2 separate regions of the Mus musculus genome follow, and region 2 is linked to region 1. The links are chromatin contacts, found by Hi-C or POLR2A ChIA-PET in ENCODE. All regions are on one chromosome and are shown on one strand. Each heading gives the region's core, a stretch centred on a gene start or an enhancer-like site at or near the end of the contact. The rest is flanking DNA. Distances are from core to core; before and after follow the strand shown. Region 1 holds the start of 1700031P21Rik (RIKEN cDNA 1700031P21 gene). Region 2 holds the start of Nubpl (nucleotide binding protein-like).

Region 1 (4,109 bases), core at 670-3,169:
ATGAGCAATTTTCTGAGGATTAGCCTGTTGAATTTGTTTCCATTTTCAGGGGAGGCATTTATATATCTTTTTCTATTTTCCCTTTTTGTTTCATTGTGCTTTTCATTTGTTATACTTTTGCTAAATATTTGTCTAAACCTTTTGCCCATTTAGATTTATTTTCTCTTATGGGTATGAGTGTTTTGCCTGTATGTATGTCTGCCTGTGTTCCACAATGTGCCTGGTGCCTTCAGAAATTAGAAGAGGAGGTCAACTGCCTGGAACCGGGGTTTCAGATAACCATCTGTGAGCCATCAGGTGTTTGCTATGAATGAGCCTGGGTCCTCTGGAAAAGCAACCAGTGCTCTTAACTGCTGAGCCTTTTTTCCAGCCCCATCTTAATTTATTCTTGATACATTTCTGATGATGGGTTCTGATTATTCTCTTGAGATTTGTCTTGTATTACAGTTTGACTCTCTGTTGAACAGTTTGACTCTGTTTATGATAAAGACCAGTTTGACAAGTTTTTCAGAGATTCTACTTTCTGTATTCTATCTTAGAACTCTTTGTTCACCCTAAGGTTGCAAAAAATACTTTCCTATGTTTTCTTCTATAATCTCTATCTCAAGTTAATTTTTCACTTGAAAGAAAAGAAAACTAAATCTTACCCACATACTTTGGAGTCCTCAGAAGTACTGAAAATCAGTGAGATTGGTAAAGGCGCTTGCTATCCAGCCCAATGAATGAGGGTTTTATCCCTAGAACCTACTTGGTGGAAGGAGAAATCTAACTCCTGGCAAATTGTCCTCTGACCACAACACACATGCAAAGGAAATAAATAAACAATGCAATAAAAATATTAAAAGAAGTACTAAAACCCATTTAACCTCATGGGGATGTTGAGATAAAAATCATTAAATTAATGCTTGTTTACTGACCTAAACCTGAAGTTGGCTTGATTAAGCATTCATTCAGACATCTGAATGTTAGTTTATGGAAACAAAGGGAGGGGGAGGGGGAGAGGTGAGGTGAGAGGGAGGGACTGTGAGGAGAGGGAGGGAGGGAGGGTCTCAGAGGAGAGGAGAAAGGGGAAGTTGCAATCTAGATGGAAAGTAAATAAATACAAAATTATCATAAAAGGCAGGCTAATAGAAAGTTACACCAAAGCATTTTTAAAAAGCATCTAATTGGAAATTTTAATTCAATAGACCTGTCATTTTCACTCCTGTTTTTCCTGGGGGAAGAACAGTGTTTTATTACTTTTCAAAAGTTGTTAGAAAACAACCAACTTTCTTTTTTTTTTTTTTTGAGACAGGGTTTCTTTGAATAGCCCTGGTTGTCTTGGAACCCACTCTGTAGACCAGTCTGGCCTCGAACTCAGAAATTCGCCTGCCTCTGCCTCCCGAATGCTGGTATTAAAGGTGTGCGCCACCACCGCCCGGCTCTGCGTGACTTCATAACCCTTCTTTTTCTGCATATCAGAAAACCGGTGCCAATTAAACAAGTTTTAAAATTATTTTCTCATGCCAAGTTGGAGGAAAGATGGGAGGACGAGGAGAAGGGAAAAAAAAAAAAAAGAAACTCTAGTTAAATTAAGTAGTAACTTGCCTTGTCCTTCGGTAGTTCGTTTGTTAATGAATTGAGACAGTTTGTATAGGTGTTGTACAGGACTATCTTCTGAAACAAACAAAATCTATCTTACCACATTCTGTAATGTCTACTGGCAAAAGATCATCTCAGCTGGGCTTGTTGACCCACACCTGCTCATAAAGGGGCAGGGAGGTCAGGCGACCCTTACCTGAGTATCCACCCTACCTACTGTAGTACGCAATTTTATCCATAACTAGAAGTGGCCTCGCTGAGGGGAGGGGTAGAGTCTGTAACCTAGGAAGACTAAGGGAGTGGGGTGGCTGGGTGGAGAAGTCTTCATCCCGACTGGGTAAAGGCTTTCTAGGCGTAACTTGGGGGGATGAACACCCTGGCTCTGTGAGCAACTCCTCCTTTACGTCATAGAAGGAAGCTCAACTCACCATTCCCTCCGCAGAGTGTCCTTTGGAGGACTCTTCTGTTTGCTGCTGGAACAAGGATAGGCCTTGTCTGTCTGCTCAAGAGAAGGAATTTTAGCTGACTAGCCTAGGCTGGGCTTGTATTCACTATGTAGGGAAATCTGCCCTTGAACTTCTAGTTCTTCTCTGTTTCCCACCCAAGTACTGGGATTACAGGCAGGTGCCACACCACAGCCGACTAATGGTGATAATTATAAGCACACAGGAAAACCTTTGCCCAGACTTCATTCTGAGAAATACTGAAACCACACCAAACTAGCAGTTTCTGACCTTTGTCCCTCATTTTACAGCCCACAAAGCTATGACTTGAACAGCTAAGACTTCGCTGTTATTTAAAATTACAACAAATATTTCCTCCAAGTAGGTATGTTTTACACATTTGTATCATAACAGGGCTAACATGTCATTTAATATACAGGAAAAGGAACGGAAGTACAAGAGTGACTCTGCTATTATTCTACTCCAAAGTGAGCAGTGTAAATCCTTAAATTTCCCTCTCAGGCCAAGTAGGTGGGCTTCCGCCCTTGCATCTGTGTTCCGGATGTTTGGTTACCAGGCAACGTCTAGCGCCTGCCAGACACCTGTGAAGGGGTGCGGCCCCTGGTCCCCGAGCCTCGGTCCTGGACCTAATCGGCGCCTGCGCAAAATGTGCACAGGCAGGCGTTACCTGCGACCGGCCACCCGCAGAGAGTGGACGGGCGTGGCCGCCCAGTCAAACTCGCGGGTCCAGGCCGGGCAGCGCCTGCTGGGAACAGACTGTACCCCAGGCTCTAGAGGACCTCCCCAAGCTTTTGCTGCGTTCCTAGAGTATGGTGCCCATAGTTCTGGGACCGAGTAGGCTATGCTGGGGAGGGGTCACCTGGCGGGTTGGGCATACTTCAACAGGCATTGGACTAGTGGAACATAGGTAACAAGTGTCCTGTTTTAGTGTGTGGGGGGAGTAGGTGATCGAGTCAGGGCCCTGGTCACTTAGCTGCCACACATTTCTCAAGCTCCCACACAGACGTAGGAGAACAGCGAGCCTCCCAGCGTGCCGGATAGCGGACTGCTTAGAGAACTCACTCCCCTCCCCAGGCCTCTAGAGGAAGGCTCTTACCCAACATGCACCAGGAGCTAATTTGCATAACCCCAAGGTAAACCACACGGACCCACGCCGCCAGCGTGATCCCCACTAAGCAGCAGGGGTTCATGAGCATAGCTACACAGTTTCACTGAAAAAACTTTTTCTTTGTTCCCGGGTTTACTGGGAGGCTAGGAGAAAAACGCGGGTCAAAGTCACCCTAACTTAAAAAGTCAGGAATTCTTCGTCCTTATATAGTCCACGGCTAGACACTACGATCGTGCTCGCTTCGGCAGCACATATACTAAAATTGGAACGATACAGAGAAGATTAGCATGGCCCCTGCGCAAGGATGACACGCAAATTCGTGAAGCGTTCCATATTTTGGCTCTGCTTACTATGAACAGGTCATTGGACCAAATTCCAAACAATAACTTTTGACTTCTCCCTCACAGCGTCTCCAAGTCAACCCAGCGCGTCATTCTTAAATCCTATCCTAGCTTTTTACTACTGTATCTGGCCCCTAGTGCTTGTTTTCATCAACTAAAATCTGCTGTTATTAAATTTGGGGAATGCATCATTGGCCAGTGTTTCTTCCAGGCTACATGCAGAGGGGCGCCTAGTGAGACAGATCCTAATGGCAGGCTGTTTTTTAGCTGTTACACACACTCGGGTCTACAAGCCGGAAGAGAATGAACTAGCGACGCTCCTGCTGTTTCCCTATTAGGGCTCATCAATTCATCAATGTAAATTAAAAAAAAAAAAGATTAATAAAGAAATTCATAAACTAAAAAGTCTTCTAAGAGAAAAATGTCATTATTCCCGGGGTGCTTGGGGTTTAGTATTACCTACCTGTTACCGCGAAACTCCATCTTATAAAGATATATACAAAGTTGCCAGCATTGTAAACTAGAATCTCAGTTTACACCCAATGTACTTTATTTAACACTACAGAGAGATAACAAAAATCGAGGTTGCAAAATATGGAACGCTTCACGAATTTG
Region 2 (4,109 bases), core at 428-2,927, 500 kb before region 1:
CCCCCATTTTTTGCCAGCACCCAGGTGTTTTCTCACCCAGGACCTGTCCTTAACTAACTAGGTGCCTCTTGTAGTGCTCAGCACTCTTTTCATTACATATCATGCCATAGCATAATTGTTCTTTGTTTGCTCTGGACTGTATCTTTTAGTGGAGGGTATTACAGTTGGTGCAGTGTAGAATATTCTAAGACTAGTGTTTGGCACATAATGTTTGCTTATAATAAGTAGGCATTTGGTATTTAGTGAACAGATTATAGTGACAGTTCATAGTTTCTTTTTTTAGCTGTGTCTTTTCCTATTCATTTACAAAAACTGAGTTGAAAAGAAATCTAAAGCTATTTGAGGACACATGCCACAAAAGAATATGTGAGAGAAGGCAAGCTGAAAGCGGCGAGCCTAGTGTAAGGCAGAGATAAAGGAATGAAACAACAAGGGCCGTAGCTTGAGGGGAGCAAGCAAGAGTCTGGAGGCCGTTTCAGAGCTTACGTCGTGGAATACACTTCACTAGGAATAGTAATCCTTAAGGCAATTCTTTGATGTTGTTATGCCCATAATAAAAATACTAAAATTAAGAATTAGATCAGAGAAAAATAAACTGATTTTGAGTCCTTGATATGATAAATACAAATAAGAAGCAAACGAAGGAAATAAAAACCCTCCCGAGAAAGTCTTATGCAGACTTTTGAAGGCAAACCGTAGCCATACCTCCAGCCATCTTTAAGTGGATCTGGTTTCTGGATAAGTGTGTGAGTTATTGTTCTTAAAGGGATTGCTTTTGCTCTTTCATCTGTCTTGGATATAGTGCTGATTATCTATATGTACACATTCTTACCTCCCTCAAGTAAAATTCTGCTCCCTCCCTCCCTCAAGCTTTTACTCCAATCTCCGTGCAGATGATTGAACCTGGGGCGTCATATATGCTATGCAAATGCTTTACTACTAGCCTAGCCCTTAAGTTCCTTCGCAACTAGGCTTCTTTACTTGTTCTATTTTCTGATTTAGCTAAACTTTTTGGAATCTAGTAAGGGCTTCTCACCTCTCTTTTGTGAACCATTAGCAACAGAAGCATACAAGGCGGTGGGGGGGGGGGGACGGGACGGGACACTAGCTTAGTGCACAGTTGTACTGTAGGTCACACGCAATGTGTGTGTGTGTGTGCGCGCGCGCGTGAACACACACACGTGTAAATATAATAATGTTAACAGTGGCATTGCTGAAATGACCATATACAGTACTATGCAATAAGGAAAACTTAATCCTCAAATTCCAGCTTTTCCCATTTCTGTTAAGATGGGATATCTTATTAAAATTTCCAAATCTCAGTTTTTAGATTAATAACAAGAGAGGAGGATTGGCGACGCAGCTCTTTGGCAGTGTGCTTGCCTAGTGTGAAGGAGGCCCTGAGTTCAGCCCTAGCATAAAGCCACCCTTCAAACATAAAATATATTTTTTTCCTAATAAGTCTTCTTGTTTACTCTGGAAGAATAAACTAAAGTGCTATATGTGAAAAGGCTTTGGGAATATCTGGTTAAACGCTGCAAAAAAATATTTCTAGCTGATGACAAACAGTATTAAATCAAATGGAGTCCCTGAGCTGAAGAAACACCAATCAGGCTCATCTCCAGGAAGGGGACGCCAAGGGTTGCCACGTGACGTCATTTTTCCGCGCCGGACGCCAAGTGCTTCCATCCCGGCCCGAGCAAGAGCCGCGCGCCATGGGGACCTGGCGGCGTTTGCTGCTCTTTGGCGGGGTGTCACTCCGGGGTGGTGGCGCGGCCACTGTCCCGCCCCGGGGGTGCCGAGCTTTGGGTTGTGGGCGCCAGGTGTGTGCCGAGCGCGGGCGGGGTGGTGCCTGCGCGCTCCCGCTAGCGGGTTTGCTACAAGGTGGCTGGGGCTTGTGGTCCCAAACTGTCCCGAGTATGGATGTGTGGCATGCACAGTGCTCTCTTGTTTTGGGGTTATTTAGTGAATAGGTTAAGGAAAAGGCAAATCTGCGGAGGGCTTAACTCGGTAAAAAGTCCACTTCAGGGTTTTTTTTTTTTTTTCTTTTTTTCCATCCTCACTTACACTGGTAGACAAATTTCAGCTTGAACAATTACCTTTGACGTTGAGATTAGCATTTAATAAAGACCACCTAAAGGCTAAGTCTATGGCAATGAACATTATTAGAAAAGAAAGCCCCGTTAAACCCAAACTCTGGGTTGTTTTCTCTTTTACAGCATAGTAATCCAGTGATGAGAATGATTGGTTTAAATCACTTTTTTTTTTTTTTTTTAACTTAAAGTTATTAGGCGCTGAGAGTGAGGCCTTGAAACAAAGAAGAACACAAATCATGTCCCGAGGACTTCCTAAGCAGAAGCCTATAGAAGGTGTTAGAGAAGTCATTGTTGTGGCCTCTGGAAAGGGTGGTGTTGGAAAGTCTACCACCGCAGGTATTGTAAGGTGTCCCTTCCCCTCCTGACTAATGAGTGATGCTCTCAAATGCACTGTAAATGACCACCTTTCAGGCTTCCTATCTGTGATGTTTCTGACATTGGTTCCTTAGAACTAGGATTTGATAACGGCTGGGAGCTGAACTAATAAACATCTGCATTACCAGATTGCCTATTCAGTAGAGCAAAAAGTAGTTAGATTGTCTACCGGTATTATGTTCACTTAACTGGGAATCTCTTTCGAAGGCTGGTATGCAAATTGCACTGACCACTTAGCCCAGTGTATTTGCCATAGAAGCGCCTAGGAATTGGTTGCTGTTACTTTTAAAACATCCAGTAATTGTATACTAAATTATGTCTGTTCTTTTTCACTGTCATTGTACATGTACCTGAATATTTGCAATGAGAACACTTATTACTGTGTTTGTTTTTCATTTAATCACATGATTTATAGCATTTCTAAAGTCACCAAGACTTTCCTGTGCTCAGGTGCATGTGTGTGGAGGGCAGAGGGTAACATTGGGTGTCTTGGTTGTTCTCCACATTTTTTCAAGGGCTGCCTGACTACTAGCTCTCAGGACCTGCCTGTCTCTCCTCTGTTCTATCCAGTGCTGTGGTCACACCCAGGTCCTTGTGCTTGTGTGGCAAGCACTTATTTGGAGCCATCTCCTCTCCGAGTCATCTTGTCTTCACATCCTCTTTAACAGTATACTAGCGATGGGGAATCTTTTTCGTGGCTCTTTTTGGTGATTGTAATTTGTCACTAAGATGGTGTTTTTAGCACCAAAGATTTTCAGTCCTGAAATCGAATCAACACCCAAGACTAAGAGTTATTTTCAAAAGAAATCTTTTTTTCTAAAGAGACTATAAGGAATGATGACGTGAGAAACTTCTTGTAACCCTACCCATTAGAACAGCTTATTGAGCTGTATTGGCAAGTAAATATTATGTATTTTGAAGGTTCTAGTGACAGATAGTTCTGTACAGTTACCCTCATCAGCCCAAGGAGGTTAACTAAAAAAAAGTTTGTATTTAAAATTAGATGATTTACCTACTATCAATCTGGAATACAAATTATTTTGTAATATATGAGTAGATTTGTAAGTACCATGCCCTAGGTTAAACAAACTTTATATACAGTATTTTAATCCTCACAAGACTTACAAAAGTAGGAGACAGCTTTATTTTATAGAGAAGGAAGCAGACTGACAGATAAAAACCTATAGCTACATGGATACCTATAACAGCATTTATTTTAAAAAGCAGTCATGGTTATACAATAATAGAAGGTGGTGGAGCTGGGTTCAGATCCAGGTCTGCTTTGCAGTTTATGCTTGTAACCACTGTCCTGATGGAACTGGCAGTGTTGTTCTGCAAGGAACTGGGATTCACACTAGGAAGACGGATGGTGTGAGGACCTGTGTGTATCAGCCTTGCAAATGCAGAGCTTTAGGCTCCCTGCTCTCCGCTGTAGCCTGGCTGCAGAGCTGGTGACTGTGTTTTGGGGACGCTGCTCCTCTCCTTGTGTCTGGAATCACTGGCATAGGCAGGTTGGCTGCCATACTCTGCCTCACACCGTTTAGCTTCTCCACCTCCTTCTGTGCACAGCATCCCAGGCTTCTGTATAATTGTGTGTGTGTGTGAGCTATCTACACAGATGTGTAAAACCATTTATTT

Evidence for each region. Hi-C counts contacts between places; a loop is a spot of excess contacts on that map. ChIA-PET counts read pairs that join two places held with the same protein, here RNA polymerase II (POLR2A).
Region 2: a loop to region 1 is called in a map of heart, with 2.1 times the contacts of the local background. The contact joins the promoter of Nubpl here to the promoter of 1700031P21Rik in region 1. A Hi-C loop is called at or near these places in 1 of 37 maps with a recorded cell type or tissue (heart). POLR2A ChIA-PET finds 5 or more read pairs at or near these places in 1 of 5 experiments (Patski).

Annotation. Positions count from the first base shown.
Region 1 is chr12:52,600,403-52,604,511 of GRCm38, forward strand. 1700031P21Rik (RIKEN cDNA 1700031P21 gene) reads right to left here and starts at 1,920. Exons shown (of 3, transcript NR_045910.1): 1 at 1,778-1,920; 2 at 1,588-1,653. Gm35239 (a long non-coding RNA gene) reads left to right here and starts at 2,551. Exons shown (of 7, transcript XR_001780617.2): 1 at 2,551-4,109. Gm23296 (a small nuclear RNA gene) reads right to left here; the gene lies at 4,083-4,109. It overlaps LOC115488100 (a small nuclear RNA gene), which reads left to right and starts at 3,386; the gene lies at 3,386-3,492.
Region 2 is chr12:52,096,069-52,100,177 of GRCm38, forward strand. It overlaps Nubpl (nucleotide binding protein-like), which reads left to right and starts at 1,678. Exons shown (of 11, transcript NM_029760.2): 1 at 1,678-1,823; 2 at 2,285-2,432. The coding sequence starts at 1,716.